2 separate regions of the Homo sapiens genome follow, and region 2 is linked to region 1. Evidence: chromatin loops called from intact Hi-C (ENCODE). Cell type or tissue: heart left ventricle. All regions are shown on one strand. Links, peaks and the distances in the headings refer to the core of each region. The heading gives the core; the rest is flanking DNA. Region 1 holds the start of SHOC1 (shortage in chiasmata 1). Region 2 has its middle 11 kb from the start of UGCG.

The links. Peaks named below come from ENCODE experiments on the same cell type or tissue, not always from the same donor. Only the 100,000 strongest peaks of a DNase experiment are listed, where the experiment ranks them.
Region 2: a loop joins it to region 1, with 2.2 times the contacts of the local background. A loop is called at or near these places in 3 of 110 quality-filtered maps.

Annotation. Positions count from the first base shown.
Region 1 is chr9:111,790,177-111,799,165 of GRCh38, reverse strand. It overlaps SHOC1 (shortage in chiasmata 1), which reads left to right and starts at 4,229. Exons shown (of 28, transcript NM_001378211.1): 1 at 4,229-4,266; 2 at 7,712-7,792. The coding sequence starts at 7,748. It overlaps LOC124902249 (a long non-coding RNA gene), which reads right to left and starts at 2,948. Exons shown (of 2, transcript XR_007061734.1): 1 at 2,794-2,948. In heart left ventricle, for the core only: no CTCF peak of the experiment used is centred there; no DNase peak of the experiment used is centred there.
Region 2 is chr9:111,881,206-111,890,194 of GRCh38, reverse strand. No RefSeq gene overlaps it. Among named protein-coding and RNA genes, the nearest start is that of UGCG, 11 kb to the left of the region's middle. RefSeq lists an enhancer at 3,070-3,898. In heart left ventricle, for the core only: no CTCF peak of the experiment used is centred there; no DNase peak of the experiment used is centred there.

The sequences.
Region 1 (8,989 bases), core at 990-8,989:
AAAAAAACATGATTTGGATATGATAAAATTATCTGTAAATATAGAAAGAAAACTATCTTTAGAAATTCACCAAAATAAACACAAAACATTTACAAAACATGGATGACTCAAGAGCAAATATTCCTTTTAGAGAGTGTATGATCTCATTCAGAGTTTGGGCTCTGAAGTCATGCTACTTGGATTTGCAACTCTGTCTCATACTTTCAAGCTCATCTTGGATAAGAGACTTAAGTGGTCAATGCCCCAGGTTTCTCTTATGTAAACTGGAGTTTGTAATATTTGTAAATTTATCTAGCTTATGAGTTGTTGCAAAGTGTTTAGAATAGTGCTTGGCACATAATGAGTGCTAAAAAAAATTTAGCTTTTTTTCTTTTCTTTTTTTTCTTTTTTTTTTTTTGAGACAGAGTCTCACTCTGTCACCCAGGCTGGAGTGCAGTGGCATGATCTCGCTCACTGTAACCTCTGCCCCCCAGAGTTCAAGTGATTCTCTTGCCTCAGCCTCCCAAGTAGCTAGGATTACAGGTGCGTGCCACCACACTTGGTTAATTTTTTTTTTTTTTTTTTTTTGAGATGGAGTCTCACTCTGTTGCCCAGGCTGGAGTGCAATGGTACAATCTCGGCTCACTGTAACTTCTGCCCCCGGGTTCAAGCGATTCTCCCCGCCTCAGCCTCCTGAGTAGCTGGGATTATAGGCACCTGCCACCACATCTGGCTAATTTTTGTATTTTTAGTAGAGACAGGGTTTCATCACGTTGGCCAGGTTGTCCTTGAACTTCTGACCTCAGGTGATCCTCCTGCCTCAGCCTCCCAAATTGTTGGGATTACACACGTGAGCCACGGTGCCCAGCCTGGCAGCTATTTTTAAGTTAGTATTCTGAATGTGGCAGAGATTGCTGTGTATTTCCCAATATATGTTTTTTTCTTATATTAATAATAGAATTTCCAAATAGTAACTATGCACATAACTGTTCAGAATGAACACTGCATCTTCCAGCCTTTGCTGCAACTAGACATCTACTAGATCTCAACATTTTCAAGTATGAAATTGCTAAGAGTTGGTGAGGATATAGAGCAGTACAGACTGTTAAACATTACTGATGGGTGAATCGGTATAATCACTTAGGAAAACAGTTTGGTGTTAGTCAATAAATGTGAAGATATGTATGCTCAATAATCCAAAACATTTTCCTAAATCTATATTCCAGAGAAACATGTATGTGTACTAGGATACATGTACAAGGATATTGTAGCAGCATTCTTTGTAATATACAAGAATTAGAATAATCCAAAGGTCCATCAACAGTTGAATGGATAAATTGAAGTATGTTTATACAACAGGATACTATTGTATCCTATTTAATAATCATCATATATAACTGAAATCATCATATATAATACATCGAATGAAATTGATGAAATTGAATCATCATATACAATAAACATCCACTGAATAGAAGAAGCAAGAACCAAAGTAACACAAACACCAAGATTCAAAAATAGGCAAACTATGTCATTTAGAAATGCATACTTGGGTGAAACACTTTAAAGAAAAGCAAGGCAATGATTACCATAAAGTCAGAATTATAGTAATCTCTAGGTCTAGAGGGAGACTTCCTCTAGGGAGAGTTGTGATTAGAAAGGAAAAGCGGGCTTCTGAAATTCCAATGCTCTGTTTCTTCACTTGAGGGGAGGCTCCATGGACATTTCCTTAAAATAATTTTTATAACTATACATTGTGGTACAGTTTCTGTGTAAACATTATATTTCTATGTGAACATTATATTTTACAATTTAAGTTACATATATATAAAGAGACATTGTGCCTTTGGCCTTTGTTCCTTTACAGTCCTTCCTCCATCCTGCTTCCTGAAACAGAAGCTGCCACCTGAGACCATGAAAACAAGGACCACTACACAGAAATAGCAGAAAAATGAGCTGGTAGGAAGTTAAGACCCAGAGGACTTAGTGGGGCAGAGCTGCCATATCAGTCCTTAACCTTTGTACCTCTGGACTTCATTTACATGAAAGAGAAATATATTTAATATTATTTTGGAATTTTCTGTTATTTATACAGCTAGGCCTGATTTTAACTAATGCACCTTTACACTAGATTTTCAAAAAGACAACCTACCCAATAGGAAAATCACTTGATCTCATACACACACAAACATACAGATGCATACACATATACACACATACACAGCCACATGCATAATTAGACAATTCATGGAAGAAGAAATCCAAAGGATTCATAAACATCTAAAACATGTTTAATCTCAGCAGTAGTCAGAGAAATGCAAACTAAAACAAGATAGAATTTTTCATGCATCAGCCTGGCAAAAATTTCTAAAGAGCAATATATTCAGTACTGTTGGGTATTCAGGAGAATGATGACCCCTTTCTGGTATTGTTAATGTAAACTGCTATACATTTTTGGAAGGAAAAATTGGCAATATTTATTAAATTTGAAATGCTCTTACAATTTCAGCCAGCAAGCCAAAACAAATCTATGCCACAGAAAGTATTCAAGAGCATATGTCCAAGAATTCTTACTGCAGCATTATTTGTCATTGTTTCCAAAAAATTGGAAACAATCTGTTAATCCATCAGTAGTGGAATGTTTAGATAAATCATGGCACGTAGTTACTATAAAATATTATGCAGCTATTTTTAAAAGTAATAATTTTTAAATATAATTAGCCAATCAACGTTGTACATGCATATCTGAATAAATTTGTATGAACATACAACAAAGTGTGAAAAGAATCAACCCAGATTGTTAATATTGGTTACCTGGGAGTTGGGGTGGGAATGGCGATTACTTTCTCTGTATACATCTTTGGATGGTTTTCCTGTTTATAGTAAGGATAAGCATGTGTTATTTTTGTTTTTTGGTTTTTTTTGTTGTTGGTTTTTCTGTTTGTTTGTTTCTGATACGGAATCTTGCTCTGTCCCCCAGGCTGGAATGCAGTGGCATGATCTCGGCTCACTACAACCTCCGCCTCCGGGTTCAAGCGATTCTCCTGCCTCAGCCTCCCAAGTAGCTGGGATTACAGGGGCATGCCACCACACCCGGCTGATTTTTTTTTTTTTTTTTTTTTTTGTATTTTTAGTAGAGATGAGGTTTCACCATGTTGACCAGGCTGGTCTCGAACTCCTGACCTCAGGTGATCCACCCACCTCAGCCTCCCAAAATGCTGGGATTACAGCGTGAGCCACCAGGCCCGGCCAATTTTTGTAACTTTTACAAAGATATTTAATTTAAAATTGATTTTAATAAAAGGTAGACATCCAAGAACACAGGATGATTAATGCACTTCAATGTTAGGTGAATATCTTTAAAACTGATTATTGTCAAACATTAAATCCATATAACCGAAGCAAACTGCACACACCTGTACAAAATAAAGGAAGTAACTTAAGAAAATAAAGTGACTTATCCACTGACATTTCACAATTAGTATTTGAACAATCAACTCAAAAGACACCCATGTGTTAGTAAAGTAAATAAATGCATGTTACTTCTTGCAATCTTCTGGGAAGGAGTTTAATGCCAAGCCGTTTCATGGAAAAGACAGGAGTTAAGAAATATGGAGGAAAGAATAATTATTCCTCATCAGGCGAGTCTGGCGATACCTAAATGTGTGTATGTAAGGGAGTGGCTTTAATTAAGGTATAGAATCCACATGTGCCAATTGAAAAGCAGTATCTTCCTGCCCCTCCTCAAAAGTTCTTCTGCTACCAAGCCATGACCCACACCTAGCCAGACCCCTGAGGCACGTTTGCCTCCTCTCTCTTGCCTTCCTCTTTCCCTGAATCTGTCTGATTGCTAAATCCTCCCACCCTTACCTCTGAAAGGCTTCTGCCCTCGCCCTCCGGCTAACCCTGCCGCGTTTTGCCCGGCCTCGCTAACAACATGGGAGCCGCCACTCCCAAAGAAGTCCGGACTGCTTTGCCGGGTCTTCCCAACCCTTCACAACCAGCTCTTTCTAGCCTCACGCCGACTTCTCCACCGTCACACTCCGCCCAGTGTTATGAGGGTTCTGCTCACTCCCGAGGACCTCGGCGCTGCCCAGGCTGCAGCCTCGAATCCCCACAATCCTTACCTCCCTAGGCTGTGCCCACTCGCGGACGGAAGTGCCCGGAGCCCAAGGGGCGGGGCCTGGTCTGGCCAATGGAAGCACAGAGTGCAGGCTCAGTGGTCACGTGTCCAGCGGGCGGGAATTTTACCCCAGGAAGAGATGCAGGAGGCGATTTTTACCTCAGGTAAGAGCCCTGAGAGGCTGGAGGCAGGAGAGAGGGTGATTTTGAGGGCTGAGGGGAGGAAAAGGTCGTATGGGACCAAAGAAGTATGGCAGCTCAGGAATCTCTGGAAAACGCATCTGTGAGGCCCGGCCGATGTGGCTCTGTAGAGACAAAACCCCAGACCCACTGTCCACTTAACCTGAGAATAGAAGGTGTGAAGGTCTCAGAGATGCTGGTGGGATTTCAGCCCATCAACTAGAAGTTGTATGGGCTAAACAATAAGGGAAAATAGGTGCACCTCGCCTTCTCTGCCATGTTACGTTTTTTTGTCTGTTTTAAGACAGGGTCTCGCTCTGTTGCCCAGGCTGGCGTGCAGTGGCACGATCTCGGTTCACTGCAACCTCTGCCTCCCGAGTTCAAGAGATTCTCCTGCCTCAGCCTCCAGAGTAGTTGGGACTACAGGCGTCCTCCACCACGTCTGGCTAATTTTTATATTTTTAATAGAGACGGGGTTTTGCCATGTTGACCCGGCTGGTCTCGAACTCCTGACCTCAAGTGATCCACCCGCCTCGGCCTCCCGAAGTGCTGGGATTACAGGTGTGAGCCACCACTTCCGGCGGATCTTATTATTTTTTTTTTTTTAAGTGGGTTTTTATGCGAGGGAGTGAAGAAGGCAGAAAGCTCCTGATGCCTTAGGCTGGTGGGGAGAGGTGGGAAGCCAGCCCGAAGATTCACACTCACCTGTGAGTGCTTTTAAATAATCTTGGGGCCTGGCATATGGTGGCTCAGGCCTGTAATCCCAGCACTTCGGGAGGCTGAGGCGAGAGGATTGCCTGAGCTCAGGAGTTCGAAATCAGCCTGGCCAACATGGCGAAACCCCGTCTCTATTAAAAATACAAAAATTAGCCGGGCATGGTGGCACCCGCCTGTAATCCCAGCTACTCGGGAGGCTGAGGCAGGAGAATCGCTTGAACCCGGGAGCTGGAGGTTGCAGTGAGCCAAGATCGCACCATTGCACTCCAGCCTGGGGACAGAGGGAGACTCTGTCTCAAAAAATTATTTGATTAATTAATTAAATCATCATCATCATCATCATCATCTTGGGAAAGCTTACTTCCTGGCCTTGTGCCTGACCTCATTATCGTGTGCATTTCCATTTTGGTCCAGTAGTCCAGTAGATGTTTGTTAGGAAGTAGCACAAAAGAAATAAAATCTTTAGAAAAAGGTAAAAAAAAAAAAAATTCGAGAATTGCTGCAATTCAAAACTTGATAATTTTAAATTACCCTCTCTCTAACCATGATTTTGTTCATTTCCTCATATCTTTGGTTTTAGAAATAAGAGCAATGTATCGTTTTTGCTTCCACCCACCACTATTAGATGGATTCGATATCTGTATTACAATGAAATAAACTTGATAAACGGGATTCTAAGCATGTATATAACATATGGCATCTTATTAAGTAGTACATATTTAGCATGAATTTCAGTGGTTGACTTCAATACAAAAGTAATTATTTCTTAAGGTAATTGGTGAGAGTGATAGAAATACTAGGCTTCACAAGAAAAGAAAAGTTAATATAAATGCTGACAATAAGCTGAATGGGTAAAGTCAGTAAAGTTGAGTTTGTTGTTAACTTTTTGCAATGGCTTTTAGAATGAGACAATCAGTTTTTTCTGAAAGTGCAACACCAAGAAATGGAAGTTCTAGAATCAATATTTGCTTGAAAGATCAGTGACAGGCCGGGCGCGGTGGCTCACGCCTGTAATCCCAGCACTCTGGGAGACCGAGACGGGCGGATCACAAGGTCAGGAGATCGAGACCATCCAGTCTAACACGGTGAAACCCTGTCTCTACTAAATATACAAAAAATTAGCCGGGCGTGTTGGCGGGCGCCTATAGTCCCAACTACTCAGGAGGCTGAGGCAGGAGAATGGCGTGAACCTGGGAGGCGGAACTTGCAGTGAGCTGAGATCCGGCCACTGCACTCCAGCCTGGGGGACAGAGCGAGACTCCGTCTCAAAAAAAAAAAAAGATCAGTGATACACTGGGTGGAAAAGACATAGAGGTGCAATGATTGGAAATATTCTCAGAAAAGTAACCACCAGTAAAATAATGCCCACGTTGGTCCTGTTTAAGAGTGAAAGAGGGTGGCCACACTATATATTCTCCACACCACAGAATCTAACAATATTAAAGACAATTCAGATAACATATTTGTCTCATTTTAATTGGAAAACATATTGTAATATCCAAAAATCCTTCTGAGTCATTAAACAAATAAAATAATTGTGCTCTGGGTTGTTTTTGTTTTTGGTTTGAGATAGAGTCTGGCTCTGTTGCCCAGTTTGGAGTGCAGTGGTGTGATCTTGGGTCACTGCAACCTCCACCTCCCAGGCTCAAGCAATTCTCGTGCCTCAGCCTCTCGGGTACCTGGGACTACAGGTGCACACCACCACGCCCAGCTAATTTTTGTATTTTTAGTAGAGATACAAAAATTTTGTATTTTTGTATTTTACATCATGTTGACCAAGCTGGTCTCAAACTCTTGGCCTCAAGTGATCCACCACCTCAGCCTCTCAAAGTGCTGGGATTACAGGTGTGAGCCAACATGCCTGGCCTGGATTGTTTTAAAAGTTTGTTTTTAGTTTTTTACTAAAAGTTTTACACAGAAGTTACTCTGTCCTAGAGTAACTTCAAAACTGTAATTCCTTGAGTTCTCAAGTAAATGAGAACCATCCCGGACTAGTTAAGCATTCTAGATTTTACTTATTGCTTCATTAGATGGATTTGCTGATTTACCAATATGCCATAGTTGCTTTATTCCAAATGAGCTAGCTACTAGAAAATTCTAACTTTAGGCTTCTTATTTTCTAAGTAAGAGAATGGAAACAGTTTCACAAATTGTTTCCCAATTTTCCAAATCCTCCACTGTTTCAGCACAGAGTTCTGCCCTTGGTTACCCAATTTCAAGACCACTTGAGAAATATGGTTATTCTCAAGACCACTTGAGAAATATGGTTATTCTCAAGACCACTTGAGAAATATGGTTATTCTCAAGACCACTTGAGAAATATGGTTATTCTCAAGACCACTTGAGAAATATGGTTATTCTCAAGACCACTTGAGAAATATGGTTATTCTCAAGACCACTTGAGAAATATGGTTACACCACTCCGGCAATCTTGTAAATTTCAACCTCTTTTGCAACAAAATGATCACATTAAATATATTTCCACCAACCAACTAACAGCTATATGATTTAAACAATAAGAAATTATTCAATTTTCTATCAATATACATTATTTTCATATTAGATTTAAAATTATAGTAATGTATATTATTTTTACCAATGATTATCATTCAGAGCCTTTTTAAAAATGAGTAAACCAAAGTTTTGTGATTGAGATTTTCTGCACTTGACTTGCTATTTTACCAGTGTTTAATTTTAATTTTTGTATTTCCAGATGTTGAAATTTACACTGCTTTGAAAGAAAGAAGATATGTTTTCAGCATTGAAATATCATGCAATAGACTATTTATATGAGGTAGAGTGTTAGTGGCTTACTGTCTATTTACTGAGAATTATGATGTAAGAAGTGTTAACTACATTCAATATAGGTTGAGTATCCCTTATCTGAAATGCTTAGGATCAAAAGTATTTCAGATTTCTGATTTTTTTTCAGATTTTGGAATATTTTTATATATATAAAATGAGATATCTTGGGGATAAGACCCAAGTCTAAACACAAAATTTATTTATATTTTATATACACCTTATCCACATAGATTGAAGGTAATTTTATACAATATTTTAAATAACTCTGTGCATGAAACAAAGTTTGTGTACACTGAACTAACCATCAAAAAGCAAAAGTGCCAGTATCTTCACCACCCATTGGCATCATATTGGCACTCAAAAAGTTTTGGATTTTGGATTTCAAATTTTTGGATTAAGGATGCTCAACTTGTATATGATAATTTTGCAGTAATCCTTAGATTGTTTATTAGTCTAATTACTTTTAGATTTATTGAAAATTATTTTCCACATTTAATGTCTTTAAAATGCCACTTTTGGCTGGGCACGGTGGCTCACGCCTGTAATCCCAGCACTTTGGGAGGCCGAGGCGGGTGGATCATGAGGTCAAGAGTTCGAGACCAGCCTGGCCAACATGGTGAAACCCTGTCTCTACTAAAAATACAAAAAAATTAGCCGGGCATGGTGGTGGGCGCCTGTAATCCCAGCTACTTGGGAGGCTGAGGCAGGAGAATCACTTGAAATCTGGGAAGTGGAGGTTGCAGTGAGCCGAGACTGCGCCACTGCCCTCCAGTCTGGGCAACAGAGTGAGACTCCGTCTCAAAAAAAAAGCCACTTTTGGAAGGAAATTATTAAATTAAAATAATCAAACAATTAAAATGAATCCAAAGCTGTCAGGAGAAAAAAATGGAAACTCTTGACAAGTGTGGGGTGATTTTGCTAACAATCTGGAATGATCTTTCTTGAAATGAGTGGAGAAAAAAGAATCCCAGTTATCTCTATAAAATCATACTAATAGCATGCATTGACCACTTTCTGTGGGACAGATACTTTGCCCTTCTGATGGATTATATTAGGGTGGTGCAAAAGTAATTGCCGTTAATTTGCCATTAGTTAATTAAAAGTAATGGCAAAAGCCACAATTACTTTTGCACCATCCTACTATGATTTTATCATCATAAGTACTTCATGAGGCAGATACTATTAT
Region 2 (8,989 bases), core at 593-8,592, 91 kb before region 1:
CTCTGGGAATTTAAACACCTTGCTCTTTCCTTCCACCATATCATTTGCTTCAGTTAAGAGGAATTTTATGAAACATAATGTCGTTGCAGAACAGTTCATTAAGAGCACAAACAACAAGTGGAAGAATTTAAGGCCAGGCGCGGTGGCCCATGCCTGTAATCCCAGCGCTTTGGGAGGCCAAGGCGGGCGGATCACGAGGTCAGGAGATCGAGACCATCCTGGCTAACACAGTGAAACACCGTCTCTACTAAAAATACAAAAAATTAGCCAGGCGCGGTGGCGGCCGCCTGTAGCCGCAGCTACTGGGGAGGCTGAGGCAGGAGAATGGTGTGAACCCGGGAGGCGGAGCTTGCAGTGAGCCGAGATCACACGACTGCACTCCAGCCTGGGCGACAGAGCGAGACACCGTCTCAAAAAAAAAGGAATTTAAAAGAACAATCTTTTTCAAGTGCTTTTTTTCTCACACAATAATTCAGGAAAATTCCAACAAAATCTGTTTCTTATTGTATCATTTTACAGAATTACCAACAATATAATTAAAACTTGACTTTAACATTTCCTTTTTTTTTTTTTTTTTTTTTTTTTAAGACGGAGTCTGGCTCTGTCGCCCAGGCTGGAGTGCAGTGGCGTAATCTCGGCTCACTGCAAGCTCCGCCTCCCGGGTTCACACCATTCTCCTGCCTCAGCCTCCTGAGTAGCTGGGACTACAGGCGCCCGCCACCACGCCCAGCTAATTTTTTGTATTTTTAGTAGAGACGGGGTTTCACCGTGGTCTCAATCTCCTGACCTCGTGATCCGCCCACCTCGGCCTCCCAAAGTGCTGGGATTACAGGCTTGAGCCACCACGCCCGGCGACTTTAACATTTACTAAGAAACAAAGGTTGTTAAGATAAACTAGACCTCCTGACTTTAGAATCTCTACAAAATACCTTCCCTATCTTAAGAATGCTTTCCTTTAGGTTACAGTATAAACTATTGGCTAAGCCTGAATACTGTGAAAGTCAGACAGGCTGAGTTTGAATTCTGGTCCACCATGTGACCTAAGCAAGTCACTTAACCTCTCTCGCCTCAGTTTTTTTATTTTTATTTTTATTTTGTAGAGAAAGGGTCTTGCTATGTTGCCCAGGCTCGTCTTGAACTCCTGACCTGAAGCAATCCTCCTGCCCTAGCTTCCCAAAGTGCTAGGATTACAAGTGTAAGCCACTGTGCCTAGCCACTTGCTTCAGTTTCTTTGTCTATAAATGGACTGTTGTGAGGACTAAACAAGTTAACATATGTAAAATATTTATAACAATTCCAGGGAGGGAAATGGATATAAAGTTTTATTATTATTCCTTAATTGAGAAAGTACATTCATTTTGTCTCATTTCATCTACATTACTAACTTTTGTTTTCTCTATTTCTCCATTTACTGTTTCAACCCATAAAAAATAAAATTACCTATTAGAAGGATTTATCTTTGGCAAATTATTCCTTGTGACAGAGCATGCAATACTTTACAATTCTTAATTATTACACAAACCAGAGTATATTGTAGATCTCATCTTCTTGCTAATATACCTGGTGTAGTCAATCAGAAACAAATGCAATTAGATGACAATTGTAGGAAATAGGAGACATATAATTGAATAGTAAGGAGCAAACAAAGATATTTTTATTCCATGGGAAAAATAAATCTCAGGCCTTGAAAGAAAATATTCGTTACATGCCAGCATAATATTAGAAAGGTACACAAACTGGCCTTGTGATGTTAAGAAACAGTGATATCAAATAGTCTTTAAACTATTTTTGGTAATTTTTGGTAATAAGTACCTCATAAAATATAATTAAATGCATCAGGATTAACACGAGAGAAAGTTTTCAGAGTCAAGTTTACGTAAATATATTATTTTTTGAAGCTCAGAATTGGCAAAAGGTGTTATAGCATTTACACAAATTGGTACCAAACTAACAACTAATTTGTGAAAAGGATGCATCCTCCCCTAGTCTAGTAATTTTATAGTTTGGAAATCATATCTGATTGTTTTTAGCCTTTTATATCATTGTAGGTATAAATTTGAAGTGTTGTCTAATACCTGAAAAAGCACGAAACAAAGCATTTTGCAATACAAGGAGATAGAAACAACTATTAGGGCCTTCCCTATCACATAAGCTCATGCCTAAATTCAGTTGCCAACCCACCTTAAATATTTTGGGATCCCTCATTAACAGTCATCAACAGTTAATGATGGGAGCCATCATTAACAGTCATTTCCTCTATAATAGAGAACACTGAGCAAAATTATTAAGACTGTTAAGATGATAAAGTAAACAAATTAATGGATTTTCCGTTTAGTTATTTATTTTCCTTTATTCCTCAACAAATATTAAAACATACAAGGTGGCCAGGCATGATGGCTCATGCCGGTAATTTTAGCACTTTGGGAGGCTGAGGTGGGAGGATCACTTGAACGCAGGAGTTTAAGACCATCCTGGGTAACATAGTGAGATCCTGTCTTTTTTTTTTTTTGTAGTAAAAAACAATATATATATGCACACACACACATATCTATACATACATGTATATGCATGCACACAAGGCATACACACATGCACACACATATACACATGTACACACATGCATGTACATGCACATACATGCACACATGCATGCACACGTGTGTACACAGGTGTGCATGCGTGTATGCATGCATATATGCACATGCACGTGTGCACGCACATATGCACATACGTATACATACATGTATGCACATACGTATACGTGCATGTGTGCACATACGTATGCGTGCATGTGTGCACATACGTGTGCGTGCATGTGTGCACATACGTGTGCGTGCATGTGTGCACACATGTATACATGAGGTTGGGCACGGTGGCTCATGCGTGTAATCCCAGCACTTTGGGAGGCTGAATCTGGCAGGTTGCATGGGCCCAGGAATTAGAGACCAGGGTGAGCAACATAGTGAAACTCCATCTCTACAAAATATGCAAAACAGCCTGCACCTGTAGTCCCAGATACTCGGGAGGCTGAGGCAGAGATTGCAGTAAGCCGAGATCACGCCACTGCACCCCAGCCTGGGCGACAGAGTGAGATTCTGTCTCAAAATAATAAAATAATAATACAATAAAATATGTGATGTTCCAGGTACACAGTGTTCTCATGCTTTGGATACAAAGTGAAAAATAACATAATCTTTTTTTCCCCCTGGAGAAGTTCAAGTTCAGCTGAGGAAGAGAAATGCAAAAATGTATCATTGTAATGCAATGAGTGTTGATATAGAGGTATGAGAAAAATTGGGAGTTGGGAGTGATTACTTTTATTCCAGAAAATCTAGAAAGACTTCATGGAGAAGGTCATCTGGGTCCTGAAGAAAGACTAAGACATTGCCAAGAGTGAGGAAAGTGCAGCTGGGCACCTATAACCCCAGCATTTTGGGAGGCCGAAGGGGGCAGGTCACTTGAGGCCAGGAGTTCAAGGCCGGGAGTTCAAGACCAGCCTGGCCAACAGGGCAAAAACCCGTCTCTACTAAAAATACAAAAATTAGCTGGGCATAATGGCAAGAGCCTGTAATCCCAGCTACTCGGGAGGCTGAGTCAGGAGAATCACTTGAGCCCAGGAGGCGGAGGTTGCAGTGAGCCGAGATCGCGCCATTGCACTCCAGCCTGGGTGACAGAGCTAGACTCCATCTCAAACAAACAAACAAACAAACAAAACTTGGATGGCCTTGAGAAACAGTTGACCTGGGTTAACTAATAAATTCATTGATCTGTAACTGAAAATCCAGTTATGGGGAGTATGACGTATGAATGACCATCTAAAGCAGGACTCGTTTGAGAAAGGAGACACTATTAACAATCAGGCTAGGAGAAACTGAGGCAGTCACAGAGTCACACCCTATATAAAGCAAACAAGAGTCAGGCACAGTTAAAAAATGGAGTTCTTGCTCCATTTTTCTGAGATAGTCTTGGCTCGCCCCTCCTCTATGTGTCAGTATTTTACTTTACTTTACTTTACTTTTACTTTATTTTATTTTATTTATTTTTGAGAGAGAGTGTCATTCTGTCTTCCAGCCTGGAGTGCAGTGGCAAGATCTTGGCTCACCGCAACCTCTGCCTCCTGGGTTCAGTGATTCTCGTGCTTCAAGCCCCTCGAGTAGCTGGGATTACAGGCGTGTGCCACCACACCCAGCTAATTTTTGTATTTTTAGTAGATACAGGGTTTCACCGTGTTCACCAGGGTGGTCTCAAACTCCTGACCTCAAGTGATCTACCTGCCTTGGCTTCCCAAAGTGCCAAACTTTGCTTCCCAAAGCAGTTTTGTCTTTAAGCTGACCTCGCTCATGGTTGTAAGACAGCTGCCAACAATTATCAGTACTTCACATCCAGGAAGAGAGAGCAAGTGTTAGTTGTGACCTAACAAAAATCTTAAGCCTTTTCATTTTTCTAATGGTTACCCTTGAATACCATTTGTTAGGCTATGGCAAGGCAGACTAGAATAGTCAAATTAGAATTTATTGAAGCTGGTAGTAAGGATAATCCCATCCAAACTGCAAGGTGACTATGTAATGAATGGGGGAGGAATAGAATTGGAAAGATAACCACGATAGCCACCACACTGAGTTTTTCCAAAATGGAAAATTTCTAGGAAGTCTTAAATATGAAAGATTCCCGGTTAGCTCTTCCAGCTTGTTCGTTTTCTAAATAATAGCTTTATTAAGATATAGTCACACACCGTAACATTCACTCCTTTAAAGCATACCACTCAGTGATTTTTAGTATCTTCACAGAGTTGTGCAACCATCACTGCCCAACTTTAGAACATTTTCTCACTGCAAAAAGAAACTCCATACCCATTAGCAGTCATTCCCCATTTCCCCTCCCCCCAGCTCCTGGTAACTACTAATTTAATTTTTTTCTATATAGATTTGCCTATCTTGACTATTTCATAAAAATAGAATTGATGGGCCAGGCACGGTGGCTCATGCCTGTAATCCCAGCACTTTGGGAGGCCGAGGCAGGCGAATCACCTGAGATTGGGAATTCGAGACCAGCCTGACCAACATGGAGAAACCCCATCTCTAGTAAAAATACAAAATTAGCCGGGCATGGTGGCACATGCCTGTAATCCCAGCTACTCGGGAGGCTGAGGCAGAAGAATTGATTGAACCCAGGAGGCGGAGGTTGCAGTGAGCCAAGATCACGCCATTGCACTCCAGCCTGCGCAACAAGAATGAAACTCTGTCTCAAAAAAAAAAAAAAAAAAAGAATTAACATATTATGCAGACTTTTATGACTACCTTCTTTCACAGCATGATATTTTCAAGGTTTATTCATGTCACAGTACATATCAGTACTTCATTTCTTTTTATAGCCAAATAATATTCCATTTTATGGATATTGTTTCTCCATTCATTAATCGAGTTGGATTTGGGTTGTTTCCATGTTTTGGCTATTATGAATAAAGCTGTTATGAATATTCATTTACAGGTTTTTGTATAGGCACATATTTTTTATTTCTCTTGGGTATATACCTAAGAGTGCTGAGTTGTATGGTAACTTTATGTTTAACTTTTGGAGTTACCGCCAGACTCTTCTAAAGTGACTGTACCATTTTACAATCCCACCAGCAATATATGCAAGTTCCCATTTCTCCACATCCTTACCAAAATTTGTCATAACTGTCTTAGTAAGTGTGAAGTGATTTCTCATTGTGGTATTGATTCGTATTTCCTTAATGGCTAATGATGTTGAGCATATTTTAATGTTCTTATTGACCATTTGTATATATTCTCTGAAGGAATATCTATTAAAATCCTTCTGATTTTTAAAATTGTGGTTTTATCTTTTTATTATTTAGTTGTAAGAGTACTTTATGGGCTGCTCATGGTGGCTCATGCCTGTAATCCCAGCACTTTGGGAAGCCGAGGCAGGTGGATCACTTTAGCCCAGGAGTTCGAGTCCAGCCTCCCACATGGTAAAACTCCATCTCTACAGAAAATACAAAAATTAGCTGGGTGAGATGGTGCACACCTGGAGTCCCAGGTACTCAGGAGGCTGAGGTGTGAGGATCACTTGAGCCTAGGAAGTCAAAGCTCAAGTGAGCCATGAGTGTGCTATTGCACTCCAGGCTGGATAACGGACAGCACAAGACTCTGTCTCAAACAAAAACAAAAACAAAAAACAAGCCAAGAGTGTTTTATGTATTCTAGGTACAAGTTGCTTATCAGGTATATGATTAGCAATTACTGCTCCTCATTCTGTGGATTTTCTTTTCCCTTCCTTGATGGTGTCATTTGAAGCACAATTTTTTTTTTTTTAGATGGAGTTTTGCTTTTGTTGCCCAGGCTGGAATGCAGTGGCGGGATCTTGGCTCACGGCAACTTGCACCTCCTGGGTTCAAGTGAGTCTCCTGCCTCAGCCTCCCAAGTAGCTGGGATTACAGGCATGCACCACCACGCCCAGCTAATTTTGTATCTTTAGTAGAGACAGGGTTCCTCCATGTTGGTCAGGCTGGTCTCGAACTCCCAACCTCAGGTGATCCGCCCACCTCGGCCTCCCAAAGTAAAGCATAAAATTTTGTATTTCGATGGTCCGATTTATCTATTTTTTGTTTTGTCACTTGTTTTTTGGAATCATGTCAAACATACCACTGGCTAACTCAGGTCACAAGGTTTATGCCCATGTTTTCTTCTAAGAATTGTACAGTTTTAGCTCCTGTATTTAAGTCGTTGATCCAGTTTGATTTAAGTTTTGTATATCATGTAAGATAGGCGTCTATCTTCATTCTTTTGCACGTGAATATCCTGTTGTCCTAGCACCACTTATTGAAAAGAGGATTCTTTTGACAATGGTGCTGAGAACATTGAATGATGTCAACATCATTGTCAAAAATTGACTACAGACGTATAGATTTATTTCTGGACTCTCATTCATTCATCTGCATGTCTATCCTTATGTCAGTACCACATGGTCTTGATTATTGTCAATTTGTAGTAACTTTGTAACTTTGAAACTGGGAAGCGTGAGAACTTTGTTCTTTTTCAAGATTGTTTTTGATTTTTCTGTGTCTTTTTTTTTTTTTTTCCTAAGGCAGAGTCTCGCTCTTACCCAGACTGGAGTGCAGTGGTGCAATCTCAGCTCACGCAACCTCTGCCTCCCAGGTTCAAGCGATTCTCCTGCCTCAGCCTCCTGAGTAGCTAGAATTACAGGCATGCGCCACCATGACCGGCTAATTTTTGTATTTTTAGTAGAGACAGGGTTGGTCAGTCTGGTCTTGAACCCCTGACCTCGTGATCAGTCTGCCTTGGGCTCTCAAAGTGCTGGGATTACAGGCGTGAGCCACCATGCCCAGCCCATCTGTGTCTCTTGAGTTTCAATGTGAATTTCATGGTCAGCTTGTTAATTTCTGAAAAAGAAAAGCTGAGATTTTGATAGAGGTTGCATTAAATCGGTAGATCAATTTGGATGCTATTGCCACCTTTTTTTTTTTTGAGACAGAGTCTCACTCTGTCGCCCAGGCTGGAGTGCAGTGGTGCGATCTCAGCTCACTGCAGCCTCTGCCTCCCAGGTTCAAGCAATTCCCCTGCCTCAGCATCCCAAGTAGCTGGGACTACAGGAACCCACCACCATGCCCAGCTAATTTTTGTATTTGTAGTAGAGACGGTGTTTCACAATGTCGGCCAGGCTAGTCTCAAACTCTTGACCTCAAATGATCTGCCCACCTTAGTCTCCCAATGTGCTGGGATTACAGGTGTGAGCCACCACACCCGGCAGGTATTACCATCTTAATAAGCCTTCTGACCCATGAACATGGGATGGCTTCCCATATATTTATGTCTTTAATTTCAGTTAGCAATGCTTTCTAGTTTTCAGTGTACGGGTCTTGAAGTTCTTTTCTTAAATTTATTTCCAGGTATTTTATTCTCTTTCATGCTGTTGCATGCTTTTGTTTGTTTTTGTTTTTGAGAGCAGAGTCTCATTCTGTCACCAAGGCTGGAGTGCAGTGGTGTGACCATGACTCACTGCAGCCTCAATTTCCCTGGCTCAAGTGATTCTCCTGCCTTAGCCTGCCAAGTAGCAGGCACTACAGGTGTGCACCACTGTGTTTGGCTAATTTTTTTTAATTTTTTTTAGGGATGGGTCTTGCTGTGTTGCCTAGGCTGGTCTTGAACTCCTGGACTCAAGCAATCTCCTCACCTTGGCTTCCCAAAGTAATGGGATTACATGCATGAGCCACTGCACCTGGCCTCTTTGATGTTATTGTAAATTAAATTATCTTCTTAATTTTACCTTTGGATTGTTCATTGCAAATGTATAGAAATACAATTGAATTTTGTATATTGATCTTGTATCTTACAGCCTTGCTGACTTGCTTATTCCAATAGCTTGTGTGTGTGTGTGTGTGTGTGTGTGTGTGTGTGTGTGTGTATTCATTAAGATTTTCTGTGTATAAGATCATGTTATCTTTAAATATAAGTATTTTTACTTCTCTCCTTCCAATCTGGGTGTTTTTATTTATTTTCCTTACCCAATTGCCCCCAGCTAGAACTTCCAGTATAATGTAAATAGAAGTGGTAAGAGCAGACATCATTGACCTGTTCCCACTTATAAGGGGGAAAGCTTTCAATCTTTCACCATTAATTATGTTGTTGGCTATGCGTTTTTCATAGATGCCCCTTATCAGGTTGAGGAAGTTCCCTTATATTCCTCAATTGTTGAGTGTTTTTATCATAAAAGGGTGTTGAATTTTGTCACAAGATTTTTCTGTGTCTATTGAGATGATCATACAGTTTCTTATTCTACTAATACAGTGTATTATATTGCTTGATTTTCAGAAGCTAAACCAACCTTGCATTCCTGGAACAAATCCCACCTGGTCATATTGTATAATTCTTTTTATATGTTGCTGGATTCAGTTTGCTAATATTCATTGAAGATTTTTGCGCCTATATTTATAAGAGATGTTGGTCTATAATTTTATTTTCTTGCA